2 separate regions of the Mus musculus genome follow, and region 2 is linked to region 1. The links are chromatin loops, found by intact Hi-C in ENCODE. Cell type or tissue: left cerebral cortex. All regions are shown on one strand. Each heading gives the region's core, and the rest is flanking DNA. Links, peaks and the distances in the headings are about the cores only.

Evidence for each region. Hi-C counts contacts between places; a loop is a spot of excess contacts. Peaks named below come from ENCODE experiments on the same cell type or tissue, not always from the same donor. Only the 100,000 strongest peaks of a DNase experiment are listed, where the experiment ranks them.
Region 2: a loop joins it to region 1, with 38 times the contacts of the local background. A loop is called at or near these places in 13 of 42 quality-filtered maps.

What each region holds. Positions count from the first base shown.
Region 1 is chr4:143,658,752-143,666,313 of GRCm38, forward strand. It overlaps a transcript of Pramel22 not described here. Among named protein-coding and RNA genes, the nearest start is that of Pramel22, 5.3 kb to the left of the region's middle. In left cerebral cortex, for the core only: no CTCF peak of the experiment used is centred there; no DNase peak of the experiment used is centred there.
Region 2 is chr4:143,841,409-143,848,970 of GRCm38, forward strand. Pramel27 (PRAME like 27) reads left to right here and starts at 5,089. Exons shown (of 4, transcript NM_177571.3): 1 at 5,089-5,160. The coding sequence starts at 5,131. In left cerebral cortex, for the core only: no CTCF peak of the experiment used is centred there; no DNase peak of the experiment used is centred there.

The sequences.
Region 1 (7,562 bases), core at 1,619-6,618:
GGTACTTTTTCTAGCTCCTCCATTGGGGGCCCTGTGTTTTATCCAATAACTGACTGTGAGCTATTTTGCCTTTTTAAAGACACATATAATTCCTGGGTATTTTGACACTCACAGCCTTTCTCCCCCTCCCTGTTGCTGGGATTAAAAGCACACCAAAGAATGCCAGGCTTAAAGTGACAAAAAGATCAGTAGTCAAGGCACTTGTGTAACTCACATCTGACACTCCAGGCTAGAGTGCCTGGAATTCAAGGTCACCCTGACATTCTCAATGAGACTGTCTCAAAAAACAAAATCCAGACTAAGCTAAAAAATTTCCACAGAAACCAAATGACCCAATTAATAATTAGGTGTAATTTAGAACACATTTTGGTATTCTGATTAAGCAGTTCTCACATGGCTGACGTAGGAGAATCTCTGAATTTAAGGTCAGGCAATCCTTTTTTTTATTTTTTATTTTTTTTCAAATTTACATTCCAGCCATTGTTCACCCCACTATAGTTCCTCATCCAGTTTCTCCTCCCTGTTTCCACCAAGAGGGTTCTCTTCTTCTCCCCCAAGCCCCATCTTCCACATCCACCTTCTCTAGGGACTCAAGTCTTTACAGAATAAGGCACATATTCAACCACTGAAACCAAACAAGGCATTCCTCTACCCTTTATGTGCTGGGTATCCTGCCTGGTTGTGTGGCTCAGTCTTTGGGAGCTGCCAAGTGTCTAGGTTAGTTGAGACAGGTGGTCTTACTTTGGGGTCATCCTCCTCTTCAGCTTCTCTAAATCTTCCCCTTATTCAACCAAGGAGGAATCACAAATGGTCCAGAAGCACTTAAAAAATATTCAAAGTCCTTAATCATTATGAAATGCAAATCAAAAAGAACTTAAGAATTCACTTTACAATAATCAGAATGGCTAAGATAAAAAACTCAAGTGACTTCACATTCTGGTGAGAATGTGGAGAAAGGGGAACACGCATTGCTGGTGAAATTGCTAACTGGTGCAACCATAATGGATATCGATCTGGTGGTTTCTCAGAAAATTGGAAACAGTTCTACCTGAAGACCCAGATATACCACTCTGGAGCATATATCCAGAAGATAGCCAACAATACTACAAAGAAATATACTCCACTATATTCACAGCAGGCTTATTTGTAATAGCCAAAAAACTGGAAACAACTTAAGATAGCCCTCAACCTAAAAATGGGTATAGAAAATGTAGTTCATTTACACAGTGAAATACTATTTAGCTACTTAAAATGAGGATATCATGAATTTTGCAGGCACATGAATGGAACTAGAAAATATTACCCTGAGTGAGGTAAATGAGACTCAAAATGACATGCATGTTATGTACTAATTAGTAAGTGAGCCATTGGGTAAAAATTATAGAGTATCTAGGATACAGGCAAGGCAATCTTATGTTGAGAGAACTCATCTCAGAAAGAGAGAGAGAGAGAGAGAGAGAGAGAGAGAGAGAGAGAGAGAGAGAGAGAGAGAGAGAGAGAGAGAGAGGGAGAGGGAGAGGGAGAGGGAGAGGGAGAGGGAGAGAGAGAACTAGCAAGTAAAAAATTATGTGAACAAAATTTCAAGTGAGGGCCAGGCTTTGGTGGTGCACACCTTTAATCCCAGCACTTGGGAGGCAGAGGGAGGCAGATTTCTGAGTTCGAGGCAAGCTTGGTCTACAAAGTGAGTTCCAGGAGAGCCAAGGCTATGCAGAGAAACCCTGTCTCGAAAAACAAAACAAAACAAAAAATTTCAAGTGAGGGCAAGGCTAGACTAGGTTCTATCAGATGAGGTATCCTTATGGAGCTGAAAGACTTACTTGATCTGGACACTGCTGACAGATCACCATAATCAGACCGAGTTAGGTTGTGACTCCAAGCTCTAAGAGACTGAGACTACCTCTACCTGTATGACCCTTTATATAACTTTCAGGTGAAGTCCCCCATTGTGGCCACACACCCCCCAAGCCAAAGTATGCCTCTGATTTAAAAACTGAGTCTCCAACCACTTGCTCATATTCAGATTTGGATGTTGTAGTTAATTTAGATCAGATCTGTACTCAGGAAGAATCTTTGTCCAGAACGATAGTCAAGAACTTATTTTTTGAAGCCAAGTGATTGAGCTTGATGCCTTTGATCACATCAATTGCAAAGCAGAGGCAGGTAGATCTCTGAGTTCAAGATCACTCTTGTCTCCAAGCATATGGCACTAACCAATCAAATCCTGACTGTAAATTTAGGTCAACCGCAAGGACTTCTGTTTTCTGACCACACAACTGCTAGTGTTAGGCCTGTGAGCATCACCATGGACATGATTCAGGGTATGGAAGGGAACCACATAAATGGCCCTGTCAGGCCAACATGGTGCATATAGAAAGGTATCTTGCATCCTCAATAAGCACTCACCCTTATCCAGTCCCTTTGCAGTGATTCCTGTTTCCCCCTCCATGTTCTAGCACTTTTCTCCTGTGTAGGCTTTGCAAACATTCATTTGAATTTGATTCCTTCTTCTTTGATTTCTGACACTGGGTCTCGCCACACAGCCCAGATTTGTCTTAAAGTCTAGAGCATCCTGTCTCAGTGTACAAATTTCACAGCTACCCACAGCAAGAAAGAGAGAGCAGAAAGGAGAGGAGGGAGAGCAATGCAAGCTGAAGATATTCACTGGCAATTCTATCTCAGATTCACAGTCTTCAGGGTAATCTTATATAATCACATGGCTCCAGAGCTGCTAGAGGAACTTGCATATCTTGGTTCACTTTTAAATTTCAGACAGTCTGGATGGGCAGCCAGGTGGTCACTAGTTAACAGACCTTCTACATGATTCTCCAAATTAGTGTAATAAAGCCAGTGTCCACAGGACCTTGTAATAACTTCAAAAGTAAAGACAAATGCCATACATTTCAGAGATTCTCTTCACTCAGTCCTTGGAAGACTCAATCTGTGTTAAGCAGAACCTATGTTGTTGGACATACCACAGTAGTACTGCCTCTTTTGAGGGCCTTAATAGGTGATCAGTGTATTTTTGCCATGACAAGAGGCTGGTCACATTGCCTTCTCCTGAATAACTTTTCCAAAGGGAAATGTGATTCAAAGAAGCAGGCTTTGGTACCTGGTGGGACAAAGGTTAATTGTATCTGGGTCGGTTCTTGTGGGAGCTCCATATCCTGAGAGTGTTGACTGTTTGGACTTGAGACAGCTAGAGAGTACTCCCACGGACTGGGCTCAGTTGGCTTCTCTCAATCTGTGTGGAATTAAGGTTCTAGATAGGTGGCTAAAGAGATGGCGAGAATTGACAAATGGACACAGACACAAGGGAGTGTTGAATCTGAATGTAATTTTTTCCAAGCAATCACCAGGATTTTAATACAGAAGAAAAACAAGAAGGCTAGGTGAATACATCCCAAGGTACACTGGTTCTTAACACAAAACAAAGAAAATGTCTACATAAAAAGATGGTGGGATACAGGCAGTATTTACAACTGTGAATAGGAACAACCCTAATTAAGATCAGCTAAACACAGGAGCCAGGTGAATGCTCTGATACAATGCTAGAATATTGTTAAACCCACCACCAGGGGATCTTTAGTAAATACCTGATTATGATATTCTTCTGGGCCTAGTGAAAAAACCTGCACAAGGGGAATTCCATTCTACTAACCCTTTCATGAATACTACTACAATCTACTTATTTCCTAGGCCAGTGTATATTCCTGTGTTTGGGTGTGACTCGGCTATTGTCCTAGGTAATTACTATGCAGACTAGCCCTGAGCTTTTTTAGCTCTGTTCTGATACACACACACACACACACACACACACACACACACACACACACACACACACACACACACACTCACATATATAGTTTTATTCATTTACTTCTTCATTCCTTACATTGCTGGGGTGATAATCTCATTCATCACACTTTAAAGTTTTCTAATTTCTAATTATGTGTATATGTGTGTATTTAATGAGAAATGTTCACATGGATGAGACTTCCCAGAGGCCAAAGGAGTTGGATCCCTCTGGATTTAGAGTTTTAGGTGGTTGTACCTGATATGGGAACTGGAGATTTTAGTTGAGGCCTCTGAACCATCAGCCTCTGCTCTAAACACCTGAGCCACCTGTCATCTCACAAATATTAATGAAGATATAGCTTCACTCTGAAGACATGAAAGGGTTGGTAGTCTCTACTTAGACCAGATTGGCCCTGAACACAGAGATTACCCTGTTTATTAAGTTTATTAAGTTGAATGATGAAAGCTATCAGAAAAATATTCTCTAGAAAAATATGTTTATTTTCGTAGAAAAAAATGAAAGGAAGATCCAAACCCTCTCAGCATAGCCTGAGATGCTGTGGCAGTCATGCCTCTCTGGAGACACGGGCAGGCCATCAGTCTGAGATGTCACTCCCTGGGGCAACAGGATTGTAGTCAGGTTGATCCTTACCATCTTCTAGCTACAAATCATCCATTTGTTGAAACTGAAAGACTCCGAAAGGAGCCCCTCGCTCAGGCCTCAGGACAATAGCAGACACCCAAGAACTCACGACAGACCGAGCTTGTTGCAAACCACATGAGGCTTTATTCGGGGAAAGCCAGAGCTCTGAGGACGACTCATATCCCACGCAGGGGCAGAGGAGTCGACCTCTAGGGGAAAGAGTTCCCAGTTTTTATAGGCCCTCAGGAGGGAAAGGAGAAGGGGGAGATTAGGGGATTTCCAGATCTAAACAATGTCTATTCTCAAGAAATGGGTATGGGAGGGGTACAAGGAAAGAGTCTAATGAAGGTGCAGCAATGGTCAGAACATTGGCAGACACACAGGTTCAAGGAGTGGCCAGAGCATTGTGCACCTCTATTTTTCTAAATCAGTGAAGCTAGTTCTGCTAACACTGACGTCTATCTTGCCAATTTCAGGGCTTCTGTGTCCTTTTACATTCTGCCAGGATCTTTCAAAACAAGGACTCACTCACCTCCACGTTGTTGTCAGCATCCTTAAGGAACTGGATATCTGATGTGTCAAGATTATGAGGTGTTTCTTTTTTTCTTTTTTCAATTTTTATTAGATATTTTCTTCATTTACATTTCAAATGCTATCCTGAAATTCCCCTATACCCTCTCCCTGCCTTGCTCCCCTTTACACCCACTCACACTTCTTGGCCCTGGTGTTCCCCTGTCCTGGGGCATATAAAGTTTGCAAGAAAAAGGGGCCTCATTTTCTAATGATGGCCTATGTCATATGCAGCTAGAGACAGGAGCTCTAGGGGTACTGGTTAGTTCATATTGTTGTTCCTCTTATAGGGTTGCAGACCCCTTCAGCTCCTTGGGTACTTTCTCTAGTTCCTCCATTGGGGGCCCTGTGTTCCATCCAATAGATGACTGAGCATACACTTCTGTATTTGCAAGGCATAGCCTCACATGAGACAGCTATATCAGGGTCCTTTCAGCAAAATCTTGCTGGCATATGCAATAATGTCTGCTTTGGTGACTGATTAAGGGTTGGACCCCCCAGGTGGGATAGTCTCTGGATGGTCCATCCTTTCATCCTAGCGCAAAACCTTGTCTCTGTAACTCCTTCCATTGGTATTTTGTTCCCTATTGTAAGGAGGAATGAAGTATCCACACTTTGGTCTTGCTTCTTCTTGAGTTTCATGTGTTTTTCAAAGTGTATCTTGGGTAATCTAAGTTTCTGGGCTAATGTCCAGTTATCAGTGAGTGCATATTAAGTGACTTCTTTTGTGATTGGGTTAACTCACTCAGGATGATATTCTCCAGATACATTCATTTGCCCAAGAATTTCATAAATTCATTGTTTTTAATAGTTGAGTACTACTCCATTGTGTAAATGTACTACATTTTCTGTATCCATTCCTCTGTTGAGGGACATCTGGGTTCTTTCCAGCTTCTGGCTATTATAAATAAGGCTGCTATGAACATAGTGGAGCATGTGTCCTTATTTCCAGTTGGAACATCTTTTTGGTATATGCCCAGGAGAGGTATTGCTTGATCTTCTGGTAATACTACGTCCAATTTTCTGAGGAACCGCCAGACTGATTTTCAGAGTAGTTGTACGAGCTTGCAATCCCACCAGCAATTAGGAGTGTTCCTCTTTTTCCTTGCCAGCATCTGCTATCACCTGAATTTTTGATCTTAGCAATTCTGACTTGTGTGAGGTGGAATCTCAGGGTTGTTTTGATTTGCATTTTCCTGATGAGTAGGATGTTGAACATTTTTTCAAGTGCTTCTAATCCCTTCGGAATTCCTCAGTTGACTATTTTTTGTTTAGCTCTGTACCCCATTTTTAATGGGGTTATTTGAATTTCTGGAGTCTAGCTTCTTGAGCTCTTTGTATATTTTGGATCTTATTCCCCTATCAGACTTAGTATTGGTAAAAATCCTTTCCACTATGTTGGTGGCCTTTTTGTCTTATTGACAGTATCTTTTTCCTTACAGAGGTTTGCAATTTTATGAGGTGCCATTTGTCGATTCTTGATCTTACAGCACAAGCCATTGTTGTTCCGTTCAGGAACATTTCCCATGTGCCCATATCTTTGATGCTTTTCCTCAGTTTCTCCTCTATAAATTTCAATGTGTCTGGTTTTATGTGGAGGTCTTTGATCCACTCAGACTTGAGCTTTGTACAAGGAAGTAAGAATGGATCAATTCGCATTCTTCTACATGATAACCACCAGTTGTGCCAGCACCATTTGTTGAAAATGCTGTCTTTTTTATACTGGATGGTTTTAGCTCCCTGTCAAAGATCAAGTGACCATAGGTGTGTGGATTCATTTCTGGGTCTTTAATTCTGTTCCATTGATATACCTTTCTGTCACTGTACCAGTACCATGCAATTTTCATCACAATTGCTCTGTAGTACAGCTTTAGGTCAGGCGTGGTAATTCCCCCAGAGGTTCTTTTATTGTTGAGAATAGTTTTTGCTATCCTAGGTTTTTTGTTATTCCAGACCAATTTGCAAATTGCACTTTCTAACTCAGTGAAGAATTGAGTTGGAATTTTGATGGGATTGCATTGAATCTGTAGATTGCTTTCGGCAGGATAGCCATTTTTACTATATTGATCCTGCCAATTCATGAGCATGGGAGATCTTTTCATCTTCTGAGATCTTCTTCATTATCTTTCTTCAGAGAGTTGAAGTTCTTGTCCTACAGATCTTCCACTTCCTTAGTTAGAGTCATACCAAGGTATTTTATATTTTTTGACAGTGATTTGTTTGAGTTAATTTTATATCCAACTACTGCACTGATTCTGAATATCAGGTTTAGGAGTTCTCTGATGGAATTTTTAGGGTCACTTATATATGCTATCATAATATCTGCAAATAGTCATATTTTGACTTCTTCCTTTCCAATTTGTATCCCCTTGATCTCCTTTTGTTGTTGATTGCTCTGACTAGGACTTCAAGTACTATATTGAATAGGTATATAGAAAGTGGGCAGCCATGTCTAGTCCCTGATTTTAGTGGGATTGCTTCGAGATTTTCTCCATTTAGTTTGATGTTGGCTACTGGTTTGCTGAATGTTGCTTTGATTATGTTTAGGTATGGG
Region 2 (7,562 bases), core at 1,370-6,369, 180 kb after region 1:
ACCACAGAAAGAAAAGTGCAAATCTCAATGAATTTATTGGATGGTGCATAGACTGAAAGATTTCCTTTTGGGAAAACAACAAAACCAAAACTAGCCTGAAACTCAAAAGCCCATCAAATAAATTAATCCATAAAACTAATATTTATGTACTCATTTTTAACTTGTGTTTGGGCAAGGTTTTCATCTGTAGCTAAGGTTGATCTGAAACCCTAATTCTCAGCACTCCTCCTGCCTCAGCATCCCACTTGATAGAATGACTGTTGTAAACTAACATACCTGGCTCAGTTTTCTTCACATATGATGCACACAGTGCTGAGTTTCTGTCCCATTGGCATTGCTCTATTTCTGATACTACACATAAACACAGAATCTCCTAAAAATATCCTCTGAGGACTTTGTGACAAATACATTGTCACAACTGTGCATTCTTTCCAGAAATTTATAGCTGAGTTATATGCTCTGTCATTGTTCAGCTGTGTTAACTATCTGCTCAAGAGGGCTGAGGCAGGAGGATTGCTTGTGCCTGTTGTTGTGAGGCAGCAGTTCTGGACATGCAGTCTGGAGATGGTGTTGATTGATGTTGGTAGTAGGTGCCTCAGTAGAGAGGGAATCTCATCAAGATGTTAAGCCTTCATTTTCAAAGGAGCAGGGGCCATAGTCTCCCCTAGAAGACTGGCACCTAGCTAGCTCACTGTAGTTATTTGTTCAAACACCAAAATATTTGTTCCAGCTACCAAAATTATCTAACCCTTGCTGCTCATGAGAGCAGACAACCTGCACTAATCTCAGTCCCTTTTGACCAAGGCTAGCTGTAATCAAAAGAAAGAACTCTAGATTTCCCAGGAGTGTCTTAGGACCAAGAAGAGTGTAGTGTTTAGCTGCAAGCAATCAAATAACACTGAGAGCAGATATTCCAAAGAGACAACATTTGTTCAAGTTTCAAACAGTCTCATGGCAATTTCTTGACACATACTGATTGACCCAAACATACCAAAGGCTTATGTGTCATTGAAAACTGTTTCAAATTTGTGTCATTTATACAGATGGTGTTCTTGTCTCCGTAACAAAAGAAAATGTCTCAGAAGAGTCCACACAAGAAGCTGAAGAACGGCTGTTAATAATTTGAGGTGAACTAGGCATAGTCAAACACGCCTTTTCTCTCAGCATCTTGGAGACTGAGGCAAGCTTATCTTTGTGAGTTTATGGTCAGACCGGTCTACCCAAAAAGGTCAGAAAAGCCAGAACTCCATGGTTAAATCCTGTTTCAAAAACAAGATGATATTTGAGACAAGATGTTGCCTCACACTTATCAGAACAAGAGGTAGAAATGGTGTTGTCACATCTTCTGGGCAAATAAACTCATTTTTAGTCAACCATGACTATGTGATCCTTTCATTTTGGTGCTCCAGGAGCAGAGACAGGGTAATCTCTGTGTTCAGGGCCAATCTGGTCTAAGTAGAGACTGCCAACCCTTTCATGTCTTCAGAGTGAAGCTATATCTTCATTAATATTTGTGAGATGACAGGTGACTCAGGTGTTTAGAGCAGAGACTGATCGTTCAGAGGACTCAACTAAAATTTCCAGTTCCCATATCAGGTACAACCACCTAAAACTCTATATCGAGAGGGACCCAACTCCTTTGGCCTCTGGGAAGTTTCATCCATGTGAACATTTCTCATTAAAGACACACATATACACATAATTAAAAATTAGAAAACTTTAAAGTGTGATGAATGAGATTATCACCCCAGCAATATAATGAATGAAGAAGTAAATGAATAAATGTGTATATATATGTATATATATACAGAGGTGTGTACTAAAATCAAATTAAAGATGATTTCTAAGCAGTATTTTATTTATGCACAGGAGACCAGAGCATCTGTGATAAAATATTAATATTAGTGATTTTCATTTTAAAAGTAGTCTTTATTTTGTTTTTTTTTTGGGGGGGGGCAGTGGTCTTCTTTGTTTCTTTCCCTCTATCTTTCTTTTGACAGTTTATTTGGGTAATGCTGGCTGTCCTAGAACTTTCTTTATAGAAAAGTTTGGCCTCCAACTCAGAGATCTTCCTGCCTCTACCTCTCTAGTTAAGTGGAAACTTCTAGTTTCTTTGGGAAGTTCGTTATATCAAATGATGTTTTGCTGGGCTACACAGGTGAAAGGTTGTCTTACTAAAGCAAACACTAGGAAGATTGTTTTCCTGAGGCAAGTCCAGGTGAAAAAAGTTTTGCTGGAGCAGACACAGGAAAGAATGTTTACCTGAAGCACACACAGGTGAAAGGATGCTTTGACATAGCAGACAAGTAAAGAATACTTGATAAAGGAGTTAATGTAACCTCACAAACAGTGGGAGACTAGCATTGACCTTTGTTTTGGATTGCTCTTCCCCACTATTTTTCCCTAACAGCACCCATGTTTTGGTTTGCCTTACATAGCAATGCTGAGGTCAACTTGTGATTATGTCACTATTGAGAGAAATTTGCCAAGAACTGCTCATGAGTTACTTGTGCCAGCTTGATGCTTCTGTGGCCACTCCTGAGACCAATGGGCAAGCCTGGTGATTTCTTCAGGATTGAACTACAGCTGCAGGCTCTTTGTCTGCCTGCTAAAAGGACTGGAATGAAGATGCTGGTTCCTGTGTCTTGGGCTGCCTTGGTCTCCCTTTAATCTCTCGGTGTGCACAAGCTCTGGACATTACTCATTATAGATCTCCACAGAGTCAGAAGGGGTCTGGTAAAATACTCAGTTACCATATATTCATGCTATAATTTAGTCTCCTCCCCCCATCCCAGGAACCACCAGAAGCCCAGAGTCCCTGATCTGCAATACTAGAGAACTCAGTTTACCCTGTTGTACTCTGCTACATCCACTCCAGTAATGACTCACATTACAGGTTTAGAAACCTGAAAGCAGTCCTGAGGCAAAGAGTTTCAAGGACAGTTTGCCTCCTGGAACCTTGGCATTCCCATAGGCCATATACTCAAACCCTGTCGCCATGTTAGTCTGGTGTATGGATCTGTGTGCTTTCTTGTATTATAGCTGCTTCCAAGTAATGATTTTACAAATACTTAAATCAGGTTGAATTTTACTCCCTGGCCTACACCAGTGTTCGATAATCCTTGAAGTCAACTCTGAGCTTGGAATTCAGTAAGAATGTTACCTATTCAGTAACATTCAAATTCATTTCTAATAGAGACAGTGAAACTAAGTAGGCATTACAATTTACTTGAACAGAGCTAGAAAAGCTCAGGGCTAGTCTGCATAGTAATTACTTAGGACAATAGCCGAGTCACACCCAAACACAGGAATATACATTGGCCTAGGAAATAAGTAGATTGTAGTATTATTCATGAAAGGGTTAGTAGAATGGAATTCCCCTCGTGCAGGTTTTTCCACTAGGCCCAGAAGAATAGCATAATCATGTATTTACTAAAGATCCCCTGGTGGTGGGTTTAACAATATTCTAGCATTGTATCAGAGCATTCACCTGGCTCCTGTGTTTAGCTGATCTTAATTAGGGTTGTTCCTATTCACAGTTGTAAATACTGCCTGGCTCCCACCATCTTTTTATGTATACGTTTTCTTTGTTTTGTGTTAAGAACCAGTGTACCTTGGGATGTACTCACCTAGCCTTCTTGTTTTTCTTCTGTATTGAAATCCTGGTGTTGCTTGGAAAAAAAATACATTCAGATTCAACACTCCCTTGTGTCTGTTTCCTTTTGTCAATTCTCGACAACTCTTTGCCCACCTATCTGGAATCTTAATTCCCCACAGGTTGAGAGAAGCCAACTGAGCCCGGTCCATGGAAGTACTCTCTAGTTGTCTCAAGTCCAAACACTCAACAGCCTCAGGATATGGAGCTCCCAGAAGAACCGACCCAGATACAATTAACCTTTGTCTCACCAGGTACCAAAGCCTGCTTCTTTGACTCTCATTTCCCTTTGGAAAGGTTATTCAGGAGAAGCCAATGTGACCAGCTTCTTGTCATGGCAAAAAGACAGGCCGTTAAAAAAGGCAGTACTACTGTGGTATGCCCAACAACATAGGTTCTGCTTTCCACAGATTGAGTCTTCCATGGACTGAGTGAAGAGAATCTCTGAAATGTATGGCATTTGTCTTTACTTTTGAAGTTATTACAAGGTCCTGTGGACATTGTGCTTTATTACACTAATTTGGAGAATCATGTAGAAGGTCTGTTAACTAGTGACCACCTGGCTGCCCATCCAGACTGTCTAAAATTTAAAAGTGAACCAAGATATGTAAGTTCCTCTGGCAGCTCTGGAGCCATGTGAATCTGAGATAGACTTGTCAGTGAATATCTTCAGCTTGCATTGCTCTCCCTCCTCTCCTTTCTGCTCTCTCTTTCTTGCTGTGGGTAGCTGTGAAATTTGTACACTGAGACAGGATGCTCTAGACTTTAAGACAAATCTGGGCTGTGTGGCGAGACCCAGTGTCAGAAATCAAAGAAGAAGGAATCAAATTCAAATGAATGTTTGCAAAGCCTACACAGGAGAAAAGTGCTAGAACATGGAGGGGGAAACACAGGAATCACTGCAAAGGGACTGGATAAGGGTGAGTGCTTATTGAGGATGCAAGATACCTTTCTATATGAACCATGTTGGCCTGATACAGCCATTTATGTGGTTCCCTTACATACCCTGAATCATGTCCATGGTGATGCTCACAGGCCTAACACTAGCAGTTGTGTGGTCAGAAAACAGAAGTCCTTGCGGTTGACCTAAATTTATAGTCAGGATGTGATTGGTTAGTGCCATATGCTTGGAGACAAGAGTGATCTTGAACTCAGAGATCTACCTGCCTCTGCTTTGCAATTGATGTTATCAAAGGCATCAAGCTCAATCACTTGGCTTCAATAAATAAGTTCTTGACTATCATTCTGGACAAAGATTCTTCCTGAGTACAGATCTGATCCAAATTATCTACAACATTCAAATCTGAATATGAGCAAGTGGTTGGAGACTCAGTTTTTAAATCAGAGGCATACTTTGGCTTGGGGGGGTGTGGCCACAAAGGGGGACTTCACCTGGAAGTTATATAAAGGGTCATACAGGTAGAGGTAGTCTCAGTCTCTTGGAGCTTGGAGTCACAACCTAACTCTGTCTGATTATGGTGATCTGTCAGCAGTGTCCAGATCAAGTAAGTCTTTCAGCTCCATAAGGATACCTCATCTGATAGAACCTAGTCTAGCCTTGCCCTCACTTGAAATTTTTTGTTTTGTTTTGTTTTTTGAGACAGGGTTTCTCTGTATAGCCTTGGCTCTCGTGGAACTCACTTTGTAGACCAAGCTGGCCTCGAACTCAGAAATCTGCCTCCCTCTGCCTCACAAGTGCTGGGATTAAAGGTGTGCACCACCAAAGCCTGGCCCTCACTTGAAATTTTGTTCACATAATTTTTTACTTGCTAGTTCTCTCTCTCTCTCTCTCTCTCTCTCTCTCTCTCTCTCTCTCTCTCTCTCTCTCCCTCTCCCTCTCCCTCTCCCTCTCCCTCTCCCTCTCCCTCTCCCTCTCCCTCTCCCTCTCCCTCTCCCTCTCCCTCTCCCTGTCTCTCTCTCCCTCTCCCTCTCCCTCTCTTTCTCCCCCTCTCTCTCTCTTTGAGATGAGTTCTCTCAACATAAGATTGCCTTGCCTGTATCCTAGATACTCTATAATTTTTACCCAATGGCTCACTTACTAATTAGTACATAAGATGCTTGTCATTTTGAGTCTCATTTACCTCACTCAGGGTAATATTTTCTAGTTCCATTCATGTGTCTGCAAAATTCATGATATCCTCATTTTAAGTAGCTAAATAGTATTTCACTGTGTAAATGAACTACATGTTCTATACCCATTTTTAGGTTGAGGGCTATCTTAAGTTGTTTCCAGTTTTTGGCTATTACAAATAAGCCTGCTGTGAATATAGTGGAGTATATTTCTTTGAGGTATTTTTGGGTATCTTCTGGGTATATGCTCCAGAGTGGTATATCTGGGTCTCCAGGTAGAACTGTTTCCAATTTTCTGAGAAACCACCAGATTGATATCCATTATGGTTGCACTAGTTAGCAATTTCACCAGCAATGCATGTTCCCCTTTCTCCACATTCTCACCAGAATGTGCAGTCACTTGGGTTTTTTATCTTAGCCATTCTGATTATTGTAAAGTGGATTCTTAAGTTCTTTTTGATTTGCATTTCATAATGATTAAGGACTTTGAATATTTTTTAAGTGCTTCTGGACCATTTGTGATTCCTCCTTGGTTGAATAAGGGGAAGATTTAGAGAAGCTGAAGAGGAGGATGACCCCAAAGTAAGACCACCTGTCTCAACTAACCTAGACACTTGGCAGCTCCCAAAGACTGAGCCACACAGCCAGGCAGGATACCCAGCACATACAGGGTAGAGGAATGCCTTGTTTGGTTTCAGTGGTTGAAGATGTGCCTTATTCTGTAAAGACTTGTGGCCCTAGAGAAGGTGGATGTGGAGGATAGGGCTTGGGGGAGAAGAAGAGAACCCTCTTAGTGGAAACAGGGAGGAGAAACTGGATGAGGAACTATAGTGGGGTGAACAATGGCTGGAATGTAAATTTGAAAAAAAATAAAAAATAAAAAAAAAGGATTGCCTGACCTTAAATTCAGAGATTCTCAGCCATGTGAGAACTGCTTAATCAGACTACCGAAATGTGTTCTAAATTATACCTAATTATTAATTGGGTCATTTGGTTTCTGTGGAAATTTTTTAGCTTAGTCTGGATTTTGTTTTTTGAGACAGTCTCATTAAGAATGTCTGGGTGGGGCTGGTGAGATGGCTCAGTGAGTAAGAGCACCCGACTGCTCTTCCGAAGGTCAGGAGTTCAAATCCCAGCAACCACATGGTGGCTCACAACCATCTGTAATGAGATCTGACTCCCTCTTCTGGAGTGTCTGAGGACAGCTACAGTGTACTTACATATAATAAATAAATAAATAAATAAATCTTAAAAAAAAAAAAAAGAATGTCAGGGTGACCTTGAATTCCAGACACTCTAGCCTGGAGTGTCAGATGTGAGTTACACAAGTGCCTTGACTACTGATCTTTTTGTCACTTTAAGCCTGGCATTCTTTGGTGTGCTTTTAATCCCAGCAACAGGGAGGGGGAGAAAGGCTGTGAGTGTCAAAATACCCAGGAATTATATGTGTCTTTAAAAAGGCAAAATAGCTCACAGTCAGCTATTGGATAGAACACAGGGCCCCCAATGGAGGAGCTAGAAAAAGTACCCAAGGAGCTTAAGGGGTCTGCAAACCTATAGGTGGAAGAACAATATGAACTAACCAGTAACCCCAGAGCTTGTAATGTATGCTTCTGCATATTTAACAGAAGATGGCCTAGTTGGCCATCATTGGGAAGAGAGGCCCCTTGGTCTTGAAATTTTTATATGCCCCAGTACAGGGGAACACCAGGGCCAAGAAGTAGGAGTGGGTGGGTAGGGGAGTGGGGGAGGGGTGATATGGGGGACCTTCGGGATAGCATATGAAATGTAAATGAACAAAATACCTAATTAAAAATTGGGGGTGTGTGCAAAATAA